Linked DNA regions of Homo sapiens: regions 1 and 2 are each linked to region 3. The links are chromatin contacts, found by Hi-C or POLR2A ChIA-PET in ENCODE. All regions are on one chromosome and are shown on one strand. Each heading gives the region's core, a stretch centred on a gene start or an enhancer-like site at or near the end of the contact. The rest is flanking DNA. Distances are from core to core; before and after follow the strand shown. Region 1 holds the start of HIBCH (3-hydroxyisobutyryl-CoA hydrolase). Region 2 overlaps NEMP2 (nuclear envelope integral membrane protein 2). Region 3 has its middle 71 kb from the start of GLS.

Region 1 (4,068 bases), core at 134-2,633, 490 kb after region 3:
CTTCACAAACACCTCTAATCATCAGCACATCCATTTTCAGATGAGAAAATGGAGGTTCTGAAAAGCTATATAATTTGTTCAAGGTCATTAAACTATTAGTGTGCTAGGGGTAGGACTGATTACATAATTTGCAGGCCTAGTGTAAAATGAAAATTTGTGTTTCCTTGTTCAAAAATTATTAATAGCACAGCATTAAAACAAGCACAGGGCCCTTCTAACGATGAGGCCTTGTGAGACTCAGGTTTCACACACATGAAGCTAGGGCGGCAAGGAAGATTTGAATCTCAGTCTGACTAACAGGAAAGCCCATGCTTTTTCCAGTAAACCATGCTAGGTCAGATGAATGGTTCATTTCTGTGCGCAGTGAATGAGGCATGATGGTGATGTCAGATGGTGATGTCCTGTAGCCAGTTAAAAACCAAATTGCAGGTAAGGAGTTCCTTCTGTGATGTCTGTTGTCTGTCCTCTTCTCAGTGGGCATTTGGTTATTACATTTGACCTAGGTTAGCAACGTAATTTTTGATCAAAGTCTCAACAGTGTATCTCTTTAAATATCAAGGTACTAAGAATAACTCCTTTCATGTGTCCTCTCTGAAATTTGTCACCGGATTTCTTCTTTCTGATAAATGTGTCAATACTTAATAGTGGCGATGAAATGTCTTCTGCTACACATCTGGGTGGATCTGGAAGCGGAGGAACGTTTTCCTCAATTTAACAGTGGATCCTAGTAGTTGAGTTAAATGTTGGTTTCATTTAAGAGTAAGCTACTTTCTGAATGTAATTATGCTTCCACTGATAACAGCAACTTTTACTTTAGTTGGGAAGACATATCTATTATGTCTTAATCAGACAACTCTTGTGTGTCTTTGAGGAAGAGTGGGAGATCTGTAACTTTTCCCAAGAAAAATGAAAATGTCTCAATCCTAATATTAAAGGAATTCGGCTGTATTGGGTTAGGAATGAATAAACTACATCGATGTCCTTTATCAACTGTAATTCCTCTACTTGAGTCTCAAAGAATACTAAGTTTACGTTTTAATAAAAAATTACTAAAATTCCAGAAAAGTCTTTCACATCAGTCCCTGCTGGTCAAATTGGCAGGCCAAGCCTAGACAACAGGTTGCGCTTTGGGCTAAGACAGCCTCTAGAGGGCAATCTCCTTTCCTGCGAATCCGCCCTAGTCCGTTCTATCCTCCCTCTTCCCGCTCCGCCTCAGCTCGCTCTCCGCCTTCTCCCTGGCCCGGTCCCCGATCCCTTCCTCTCCCTCAACTATTTCCTCCAGGCGTCGTTCTTGCCCCGCCCTTCCCCGTCGCGTAGCGGAAACGGTCGCTCTGGCTTCCTGGAGGACTTGTCATCTGTGCCCGGCGGCGCAGGACGGCGGTGGGCGGGGCTCACGCGAGGCGCTGGAACGGTCCGGGAGATTCTCGCTCTGCTGCTTTAGCTTCGGAGTGTTTGGCGATGGGGCAGCGCGAGATGTGGAGGCTCATGTCGAGGTGAGTGAGAGAGCGAGGGGCCAAGGGCAGGCTCTTCAGCGGCACTCGCCACAGTGGGAAAAGGGCCGGGGGTGGAGACTGCTGGCCTCGAAGTTTCGAGTCGCGCTCAGAGGCGCCGCTGTGAGACCCCAACCTTGGCCCTCCCCAAGCCCCAGCCCCCGTCCCTGTCTTTCCTTTCTCCCTCTAGCATCTTCTTTGCAGCAGCACTCTGGTTTTCTGCCACTCTGGCTCTTAATTCAGGCTTGTCCCCACACGACTTTAATTCTTTTGGCCTCAGTTTCTTTCCTTTCTTAAAAGTTGGGTGCAGTCTGGGGACACGGACAGATTTAGCTTAGCGGAACTGTGCGGCATGTTTTGTGCAGCCAGCACACACAGGTGCTTTGCCAGTTGCTGCACCTCTCTCTGCCCGTGGTGTGATTTTATTCAGCTTTCTTGCATGGCTGCAGCGTCAGTATAGGCATTTGGAACTTTCAGGCTAGTGTTGAGGGACATTTAACGTGGCATGGGGGAGCATGTTTGCAAACATTGTTTAACTTTTTGAAAGTACCCCTCACTGCGCTTTGAGCTCAGCCTAGGAAATCTGGTAGCCATCATCTTTAGGCTGCATGCGCCTTAAACAGCCCACTGCCTGGCCCTGTACTGTCATACCAGGTAGCAGCTGCGCCCACTTGAAGGGAGAACCGTCCTTATTTCTTTAAAATAAGGACGACTTAAATTACTGGATTCTTTAAGCCTTAGAGTTTGCCTTCTGGGTTTCCTGAAAAGGGATGGAGGTGTTTCCTTGACTTAAGAAGAATAGTTTCAGGGGAAAGTGTCTAGATGTCTAACACTGTATCCACAGACCTAATTCTCAGTAAATTTTTGTTATACATTTAAGAGTTGCTTTTCTGTTTGTTTTTTTAATACCTTAAAATTAGTTGTCCTTGCACCAGCTCATGGAGAGATTTAGTAAATGCTAAGAAAATCAGTACACGTAATCGTTACTGCCGCTTTTTCAGTGTTGTCAGCAAATAGCAAATAGAGAAACAAACTGGAAAGACATGTTTGTTAAAGTTAGCTGACTTAGGAAAGGATCTGTCATTTCCACAATTCAGCTTGGCTTTCTTCCACCCCACGTTCCAAGATGCAGTACTCTGTAGGTGAGGCCAGGACCATTTTGGGGGCTTTGATCTGAGATGCCTTTTCCAGACTCAGCCCTGAAGTGGGTATTATCCTAGAAAGCAGAGGCCAAGATGGTCCAGTCCACAATACCCTAACCCACAACTGTATAAGGGAATAGGGTGCCACGGAAAGTGTTTCTGAGAGGAAAAAAGGCCTTGGGCCATGGTTGACAGTGTTGGGCAGCCCCACTTGAACTCTGGCCTCCCTTGGCTTCTTCGGTACTGGCCTACTTTTCTAATGCCACTCTCCACCGCCTCTCCTTACCCCAGTGCCAGTTTAGCTCTTGGACTTTTTTTTTTTTTTGGTTCCCAAATCATCTGTCTTAGGGTAACTCAAATTTTTGTCTAACCTGACTTGCCCTGAGCTCTAATGCTGGTCACAACCCTCTGAATGCCTCAGTTGCACCTCATATATAAATTTGCACTTAAGGGCTAGGCGCGGGGGCTCACACCTGTAATCCCAGCACTTTGGGAGGCCGAGGCGGGCATATCATCTGAGGTCAGGAGTTCAAGACCAGGCTGGCCAACATAGTGAAACCCCGTCTCTACTAAAAATACAAAAAAATTAGCTGGGTGTGGTGGCAGGGCCCTGTAATCCCAGCTGCTTGGGAGGCTGAGGCAGGATAATTGCTGGAACCTGGGAGGGGGAGGTTGCAGTGAGCCGAGATCATGCCACTGCACTCCAGCCTGGGCGACAGGGTGAGACTCTGTCTCAAAAAAAAAAAAAGGAAAAAAGGAAAAGAAAAATAAATTTGCACGTAAGTATAACCCTTACTCTTTGTCTCTCTTGGCACTATCATTCTTCTAGATTCTCAAACTTACCTAAGTTCTCCCACACTCCCAAACCTTAACCTCTTCCTGTGGATTCAGGTTTCAACAGTAGTCTCAAAGTTAATCACTTTTTCCTCTTCCCAGTGTGAATTGTTTCTGTACAAGATTGCCAGGTTAATCTCGCTAAGGTTTTACTTCAGTGCCTGCCATTCTTCTCAGAATCTCACAGAGGTGCCCTTCTGCTTATGCAATTAAATACAGTTTTACCAGTCTGGATTTCACAGATTTGGCCCCAGTATATTCATGGATGAACAATTACCTACTGTTCTGTTCTACTTGCTGGGAAGCACAGTTCTAGGCATTTCTATTATCCTGTAGCCACTCTGGACTACTTGGTTTTCCTACTGTTCCTTATGTAGGGCCCTTGGAGTCTGAAAGGAGAGCAGATAGGAAACACATAATTAGACAAAAGTAATTTTTGATTACCAATTCTGGTAAGTGTCTTAAGGGACAAGTACAGTTATGAGAGCCAGATTTAGATAGGGAGAGGGAGTCAGGAAGCCTCATCAGAGAGGTTGCTCTTCGCTGGGTGTGGTGGTTCATGCCTGTAATCCTAGCACTTTGAGAGGCCAACATGGGAGTTC
Region 2 (4,468 bases), core at 1,163-3,662, 300 kb after region 3:
AGTGCTAAGAACCCTACACAAAATATCTCATTTAACCTGTACAGTGACCTATGAAGTAGATGAGGGAGATATTATTGCTTTCATTTTAATTTTTTTCATATGAGCAAAGTGAGGCTCTGAACTGTTAAGGAATTCCCCAAGTTCATATAGTGAATAAATCTCAAAGCCAGGACTATGTCCAGGTCTTCTGGCTTAGCATCCAGGGTTTTTCCTTCAGGGAAACCATGCACAGGTATTCAGAAAAGCAGAAGGAGATTATATCACTGTTTCCTTGATCTAGCTCATCAACTATAAGATCTTTAAAAGATAATAGATTTATCAATCCTAACCCTCAAGAAAAAATATATATATACTTAAATATATATTATATAAATATATCCTAATAATTCTGATGCTCATTTATATTTCAAAATCTCTGGTTAAATTTAAAACCACCTCAAAATATTTTTAAAAACTCATTATAAATAAAACAAATGTTTTAGGCCGGGCGCAGTGGCTCATGCCTGTAATCCCAGCAGTTTGGGAGGCTGAGGTGGATGGATCATGAGGTCAAGAGTTTGAGACCAGCCTGACCAACATGGTGAAACCCCATCTCTACTAAAAAATACACAAATTAGCCGGGCGTGGTGGCGTGCGTCTGTAATCCCAGCTACTCAGGAGGGTGAGGCAGGAGAATTGCTTGAATCCCAGAGGTGGACATTGCAGTGAGCTGAGATTGTGCCACGGCACTCCAGCCTGGGCAACAGAGCGAGACTCTGGCTCAAAAAAAAAAAAAAAAAAATTAAATTTAATTTAAAAAATAAATAAAACAAATGTTTTAAAAACCTTATTATTGTTACTATTTTTATGAGAGTCTTAGATTCCTAAATTTTTAGATTCCTACATTTTATGAGATTTAGGATTTTCTTGGTTGGAAAAAGAAAGTTCTAATCATGATCCACTCGTCATGTAATACAGGAAAAATTACTATAAATTTTGTACAATATTTGCTCTTTCTCTCTAGGATTAGAATCACCACCACTAGGTGGAAGTGATATCCCACAAATCCTCCCAGGTTCTTGGTGTGGAGAGTAAATGGTCAGTGTTCTAGAGGGTCTGCATAAAAGGACATCTCAAAAGCTTGCTTCTATTAGTGCCCAAGAAAATCAACAGGCCAAGCATAAAAAAACAAAACAAAACAAGCTTTTAATTGCCTCTGTGATTAGAAATCACCGAGGAAGAAAAATACAATTAACATCTGTATCAGAAATTGATTCTCAAATACCTTAGGACATTATTTATGATAGTCCAGGAAATGGGGAAATACACTATTAGGCCCAAACTACATGTTCTCTATACCTCAGTCATGATAACAGCAATAAAAAAGTATAGATATGATATAGAGGAAGTTAAGAAGTATTATTACTGTTACCATCTAAGAAATGTATTTTTGTAAATCTTTTTTTTTTTTTTTTGAGACGGAGTCTCCCTCTGTCGCCCAGGCTGGAGTGCAGTGGCGCGATCTCGGCTTACTGCAACCTCTGCCTCCCAGGTTCACGCCATTCTCCTGCCTCAGCCTCCCAAGTAGCTGGGACTACAGGCGACCACCACCATGCTCAGCTAATTTTTTATATTTTTAGTAGAGACAGTGTTTCACCTTGTTAGCCAGGACCGTCTCAATCTCCTGACCTCGTGATCCGCCTCCCCAGGCCTCCCAAAATGCTGGATTACAGGCGTGAGCCACCGAGCCTGGCCTATTTTTGTAAATCTTAAGGATTGAATTAGGAAGTAATCCTGCAACCACATGCCATGTTTTAGGAAAATGGAGCAGTGGTTTACATCAAAAGAGCTGGTGGTGAAATATCTTACGGAAGACGAGTACAGGGAGCAAGCTGATGCTGAAACGAACAGTGCTCTGGAGGAGCTACGCCGGGCCTGCCGAAAACCCGACTTTCCCTCATGGCTGGTCGTCTCCAGACTCCACACTCCTAGCAAGTAAGTCCCGCTCTGCTGCTCGGACCATAGTTTAGTTCAGAATGATTTAAAAAATAATATGATGGTTTGGTACAGGCACTTCAGGGTAGAAATAGACTGTTTCCCTGGATAACAGATGATGTGGAAGTTGTCAGAGGTCCCTTTTCTCAGTACTGTGACTTTGCACAGTAGAACTGCTGATGTCAGAATAAATATTTATCTGATGTTTTATAGGGAAGGCTATAAAGATAACTTCCCTATGCGAAGGGAAGGTGGAATAGGATGTGTGACCTGCTTCTCACCCTATTGGTGGGGAAAATCTTTTTTGTTTTGTTTTGTTTTAGATGGAGTCTTGCTCTGTCACCCAGGCTGGAGTGCAATGGTGCAATCTCAGCTCATTGCAACCTCCGCCTGCCAGGTTCAAGCAATTCTCCTGCCTCAGCCACTTGAGTAGCTGGGATTACAAGGCGCGGGCGCCACCATGCCCGGCTAATTTTTGTATTTTCAGTAGAGATGGGGTTTCACCATGTTGGTCAGGCTGGTCTCTAACTCCTGACCTCGTGATCTGCCTGCCTTGGCCTCCCAAAGTGCTGGGATTACAGGCATGAGCCACCGCACCCAGCTGGAAAATCATTTTTAAAGTTCACTAAGAAAGACGTCTGTCCCAAAATTTTTCCTTATTGCTTTCTCTTCCTCATAACTTTATCCAAATAACAGTGCCCTCAAATTAAAGATGGAAGGGGGAAGTATTTGAAACAAAATAATGAATAATAATAAATTCAAACTAATAAAAAATAGAGACAAGAAGGAATTAGAAAACAGGAGTGAGTACATTTGGCTTACTTAGTGCTTATATATCTGCCCTAATTCTCTGCCCTTTCCATGAATAGCTGTTTTTAGAGGGATCACATAAGCCATTCCCATTTTTACACCCACTGTGTAAATGCCACCCTGTATTGATGCAAAGTCAAATTTAATTAAAGGGGATAAATAGCAAGGGAACATGTTATCTTTCAAATAAACCTTCCTGAGATAACATTAACTTTATTTAAAACAAAAAACTTGTTAGATTTGCAGACTTTGTTCTTGGAGGAAGCCACTTGTCACCTGAAGAAATCAGTCTGCATGAAGAGCAGTATGGCCTTGGGGGTGCCTTCTTGGAAGAGCAGCTCTTTAACCCGAGTACTGCCTGACATGCGACCTTCAAGTTGACTTCATTCTGGACAAGGAAGTGGGCAAAGGGCAGGGATTCTATTAAAGTTAGGCAGAACTGTTCTAGTGAACGGTGGCAAAAACATTTGCTGTGGAGAAAAACAAGTCAGTCTGGAAAGGGAAACCAACCCATTTTGAAGATAACTTAGCATTCTTGGTGACTTCTGCTACTTATTGTACTGTAGGTGGATACCAAAATTCTGTGACAGCCACTACCACTTACCTTGAATGAAGGCTTTCATTAGGAACAGGGGAATGGCGTTGTTCTTAAGGGGCTAGTAAGCATGAACAGGTGCTTTGTCGACACCAGGGCACTAAATCTGGTCTTAATCCCCTGAACCTGTGTCAGAAGACTCTGCAATACTCTTCCTATAGTTCGTCAGTATAAGTCCTTAAAGAGACCTGAGACATGCTGGACCAGTGTTTTCCAAAGTACAGCTCACAGGCTACTACCAAGTGTTGGTCAATAAAGGTATTCTGAGGTCAACTAAGATTGATATAAAGTTAAACTAATGTATTTCAGTATCTCTCAGAGGCATTCATAATGCTCGTGTGCACTGTGAATCTCCCAAAGGGGAGAAATTGTGTGCTGCAGTTTCTTGCTTAATTTGACCACAGAACTCTTTTTCATGAGATTAATATTCCTTGGAACACGTTTGGAAAATGCTAATGGTGGTGGAACTGAGCTCATGAGAGGTTAAATAACTTGTGCAAGACCACACTGAGATGCAGCACTGGTAGAAATCCAGCCCTGATGTATCCTTTGACTCAGGTAGACAAGATCTTCAGGTGCAAGCTTAGGAGCCATCTCCCTACAGCCATGGGCCTCACAATGTTGGTGGCTTTACTTTTTATTTTTCAATAATGGCCAACTTGCTATTTAACTGTGATAAAGGGAAATGTTTCTGAAGACATTTTAAAGTTTTTTATACATACGTAAGATTTTTATATACATACGTAAGGATTAGATACTATGATTACTTTTTTTGTATTTTGAAATTGAAGGCACTTAAGCTCTTGTGATATTTTGAATTGACTGATCCATTTAAAAAATTGTTTAGCTATAGGTGTTTGTAACAATTTCTTATAAAATGATTTTTTTTCTTGATTCATGATATTAAACTCCAGATTGAAATGAGGGGCTATGAGCTTTGACCCTGAGGAAAGAAGGCCAAAACATAGATCTGAGGAAAGATTTGAACATGGCAAGACAATCTCAGGGTTAAGATGTTGCTAAGTTGATTCTGAGAATCAAAATCAGGCTTTTTTTCCTGTGATGGGATCATAAAAATAATCTTTTTAT
Region 3 (4,300 bases), core at 807-3,306:
AACCTTTGACTGGATGCCACCAGTTCACCCTTTTCAACTGTAATTATAATGACTTCCTTAAAGTGTTGTCACTAACTCTGGCTTCTATGACTTCATTTGCTATTTTACCACTTTCTGGTATCTACTGGCATTCTTGGGTATAATCTAGGAATTAGTGCCCTTCCATTGCAGTAGGTCCTGCCCATCCTGAGACAACACACATTTCCCTTCAATCTTTTCCCTTGGTCTGTTTTCATGTTGTTAACCTTCTTTTGCTGCTTCTTGCTGCTTTCTTCTCCCTCTAACTCATCTCTCTGTTCAATTCATACAACTGAATCTTCTTCCATCTGGCCTAGTGAAACAAGCTCCTGGTAGGGCCCCCTTTCCCAGATCTAACCTTCTTTCATCATTGCTCAGAGTGACTGTGACACAGGCATCTCAAACCATCCGACATACCCCTCCACTCCTTAGGACTCTATGGTGGCATCCCTTAGCCCCAGGAAGCACAGGAGTCACATCACTTTCTCATTTAAGATTCACTTGCTCAAATCTTCTTTTGTCCAGTTCCACCCTACTTTTTCTAAAGCTGCATGATGCATCTGTAGGCACTCCTTTGTACCACTTACTATGTGTCAGACCTGGTATCTTGATTTGACCTCATTTTGCTTACAGCAACCATGTTTTTGTTTCTTGCAACAACCAAGTTTCTGTTTACTTACGGCAACCAAGTGATTTCTGTTGTTATCTCTATTTCATGGGTGAGGAAATCGAGCATTAGAGAGGGCAAATAAAGTACCCAAAGTTAGAGATTCGGCAAGTCTTTGGGTTCATAATATTTGAACCCAAGCCCTCTGATCCCATAGTCCACATTCTTAACCACTGTACCAGTGCTTCTCAAAGTATAGACCACTGACCGTCGGCACCAGGGTCACTGGGTGCCTGTTAAAGTGCAAATTCCTGGGTCCCATTTTCTATCTACTTACCTGATGAAAAGGGATCTGGTGAAAGAATATTCAAGGCAGAGAAAACAGCAACTGCTGAGGTGGGAATAAGCAAGGATCAGAAAAAGGGTGAGAGAGGCTGGAGCACAATGAGCCCAGGAGGGTGGTATGAGGTCCGGAGGCTTCGGATTTTGGATCTCTTTTCTTCTTTTCCTTTCCTTTTGCCTTTTGCCATTCCTTTTGCCTTTTGCCTTTCCTTTCCTTTCCTTTCCTTTCCTTTCCTTTCCTTTCCTTTCCTTTCCTTTCTCTCTTTTTCTTTCTTTTTTGAGAGGGTTGCACTGTGTCACCCAGGCGGAATGCAGTGACAATCACAGCTCACTGCAGCCTTGACTTCCTGGGCTCAAGCATTTCTCCCACTTCAGTCTCCCAAGTAGCTGGGACTACAAATGCATGCCACCACACCCGACTAACTTTTGTGTTAGGGGGTGGTCTCCCTGTGTTGCCCAGGCTGGTCTCAAACTCCTGGGCTCAAGCAATTCTCCCGCCTCAGCCCCCCAAAGTGCTGGGATTTTAATTTTTTATTTAGTTAGATGGGAAGCTCTTGGACAGTGGTAAGCAGGCGAGCGATAAGACCCACCTCACATTTGAACAGATGGCAGCTGTCACTAAAGAGTTGTAGAGTTGTGGAATTTTGGAGTTGTAGAGTTATAGAATTGTGGAGTTGTGAAGCTGTGAAGTTGTTGTAGGGAAGCAGCTGCCCAGCCAGCGCACTTCCTTGCATCTAGAGATGTCATAGATGAATTCTGGCCATTGGAAGGAGAGCAGAAGTGATTTATGGGTGACTTTTGGGCAGAGGTATTGAAGGAGCAGATATGCCTGCTTCATGTTCTCTCCGCCCTTCTACCAGCTGGGTGTTGATTCCATGTATTAAGATGACTGGGCTCTCCCTCTCCCAGCCTGGCATTGACAAGGAGTCCCCACATGAACTATTCCCTGAGCAATAAAAAATGGAACACAAAATGTGTATTATTCAAATGTGGGGATTTCCTTGTTACAGTAGCTACTATTACCTTAAATGATACATGACTCATGCTTTGCCAACATCATTTTGGCTGCTATGTGGAGGTGGAAGGGGGTGGCAGAGAGACCAAGGTAGAGGCTACTGCAGAAGTTCTAATGGGACTGGGGGCTGGCATAGATTACCTGGGTGGCACTAGAGTGGTGGAAACTGGAGATACTAGATATATTTTGGAAGAATTTTCCCCCAAACCAGCAAGATGTGCCATTAGATTAAATGGGGATGTGACAGGAGAGATAAATCAAAAGTGCAAGGTTTTCAGCTTGAACTCACTGAAAATACAGAGATGCCATTTTCTGAAGTGGGGACTGGAATATTTGAAATCTTCTCCTGCCTGCAGTTCTCTCACTCTGCAATTTGCCCTGAACAACCTCCTAGTTGTGGACCTTAGACCACATGATTCATCCCCTGAGGCCTCCTCCATACCCTACAGACCTCACGTGTACTTCACGTGTTCACGCTGAAAGAAAAATTTGTCCTACACTCTCTCGGCCTGAACAACTGACTACTTGATAAAATAAGATTTGTAAACATAAAAAAAAAAGCAATTATAACCTCAAATGGGTTTAAGTTGCTTTCCCATTCTTACCAGGCCAGAGCACAAATAGAGAAGGAATGTGTCTTTCGTGTTTGCAATTAGGAAGTGAAGGAGATGGTGCTAATCATAGAGTTTCTGTTAGTTCTGGGCTGACCTTGTTTGAAGTATGGTTGCAACACACTTTATGACCCTACCAGCTCAATGGAATTTTTGTTTATTGCTTCCTCTCCTCTCTGTGTCCTCTGACTGTGGGTCTACTCAGTATGACAGTCTCTCCAGGGCAGGATTGTGTCTGTTTACCTTGTTCTGCACTGGACTTCACTTACCATGGTGGCTGTGGCAGAGCTGGGTCATTAGGACTCTTTGGAAGATAATGCCCTGTGAAAGAGGAATGGGGTATAGGAAAAAAGAGGCAATGGGCATGAAAGATGTGAGAATGGATGGGAAAAAAAAGATATAATAATATAAAATAATGTCATATATGAAATAATATAAAAAATAAATTGAGTATTTGTTTTTCAGTTAACCAATGTCAGAATATATATTATTCTAAGACCCTCACTCTACTCTGTTGTCCTAGGAGCTCTGGAGGGAAGCATTAGATATGGCTCTTAACCTCAGGGGGCTTACAGTCCAATCAGGAGACCCAATGCAAATGGAACAATGAATCAAGATACTATCTAACAGGACTAGACCATGCCAGTAAGTGCTGTAGGAGTTTAAAGATGAAGTAGCTCTTTGAGGCTGCAGTAGTCTGTTGATGGTGCTTCTCTCAGGAGGTCCCAGGAGGGGTGACTGTTCTTTCTGGAACATGGTCATGGGAAAATCCCTCATACCTACTTTAAGCCAGTAAAAGAGAATGTCCAGAAAGGCCAGGTATTTGGAATTGGACCTAAGTGACAGGCTTCATATACAAATATGCATTGGTTTACGGACAATTGTATAGTTTTTTTCTTCACTGCCACCTAAACCATCATTATCAGCACTTGAGTCCTCTGTGACCATCACTGCTGTCCATGGGCAGTATGCACAAGTGGAACAAAGCCAACGCCTCAACTGTGAGACAGTTTGTCTCTTAGGGTTAGGGAAGATGAGGGCTAAGGGTGGAGGGAGAAGGTACAGCATGGCGAAGCTCATCATAGATCCCTTGGAACACTATTCCTACTGATTTGTTACTCCCTTTTCTCCCTCCATGCTTTGTCTTTCCCTGTTACACACACACTGTTATTCTTCATCTGTCCGCAGCCCAGTCATTGGAACTTGGATGTAAGTGGCTTCTACAACCAAGTGAGGCAGAGAAATGGGCAGCAGTGATGACTCTATAAAGACTTTTGTCCTTTCATTCATTCAAGGTGGTGTACAACCCAAAGATGAACACATGACCCTTGTCCTCAAGCAGCTCAATCTGTGAAAACTATCATATGAGTTAATGTGGTAACAGAAGCATGCGCACAAAGTACTCTGGAACAACAGGCAGGGACCATTTAGACCTGCTGCAGTGTGTGTGTCTGTGTCTGTTTATCTATGTATTATATGCAGGCAGATTGTGAAAAAAGACAAGTTTCACAGAGGAGATGATACATGATCTTTTCTAATTCACTGAAGCATACAGCTATCAAAGGCCTGAGGACTCTTGAAAGATGAGCAAAATTTCATCATGCAGAGAAGGGAAGTGTAAAGACAGGAAACAGCATGTGAAAGGCATTCTATTCTATTTAAATCTAGGAATACTGTCTTTAGGATGTTCTTGGCTGATTAAATCAG

The links. Hi-C counts contacts between places; a loop is a spot of excess contacts on that map. ChIA-PET counts read pairs that join two places held with the same protein, here RNA polymerase II (POLR2A). Pooled maps may share reads with other maps.
Region 1: a map of PC-3 shows a loop between it and region 3 (4-fold over the local background). The contact joins the promoter of HIBCH here to the enhancer-like site in region 3. A Hi-C loop is called at or near these places in 8 of 168 maps with a recorded cell type or tissue (K562, PC-3, Right ventricle myocardium inferior and 5 more) and 16 of 50 pooled maps. POLR2A ChIA-PET finds 5 or more read pairs at or near these places in 4 of 52 experiments (PC-3, activated CD4-positive, alpha-beta T cell, activated T-cell and 1 more).
Region 2: a map of PC-9 shows a loop between it and region 3 (4-fold over the local background). The contact joins two enhancer-like sites. A Hi-C loop is called at or near these places in 16 of 168 maps with a recorded cell type or tissue (Caco-2, Calu3, GM12878 and 12 more), 18 of 37 single-sample maps with no recorded cell type and 18 of 50 pooled maps. POLR2A ChIA-PET finds 5 or more read pairs at or near these places in 1 of 52 experiments (activated T-cell).

The regions. Positions count from the first base shown.
Region 1 is chr2:190,317,141-190,321,208 of GRCh38, reverse strand. HIBCH (3-hydroxyisobutyryl-CoA hydrolase) reads left to right here and starts at 1,383. Exons shown (of 14, transcript NM_014362.4): 1 at 1,383-1,493. The coding sequence starts at 1,459.
Region 2 is chr2:190,507,867-190,512,334 of GRCh38, reverse strand. NEMP2 (nuclear envelope integral membrane protein 2) reads left to right here. Exons shown (of 9, transcript NM_001142645.2): 8 at 1,798-1,974; 9 at 3,023-4,468. The coding sequence ends at 3,146. Among named protein-coding and RNA genes, the nearest start is that of NEMP2, 25 kb to the left of the region's middle. Within about 2 kb of position 2,412, at least 2 of the 41 ENCODE cell types and tissues checked have a DNase peak (open chromatin) inside an H3K27ac peak, as active enhancers do.
Region 3 is chr2:190,807,732-190,812,031 of GRCh38, reverse strand. No RefSeq gene overlaps it. Among named protein-coding and RNA genes, the nearest start is that of GLS, 71 kb to the left of the region's middle. Within about 2 kb of position 2,056, at least 3 of the 41 ENCODE cell types and tissues checked have a DNase peak (open chromatin) inside an H3K27ac peak, as active enhancers do.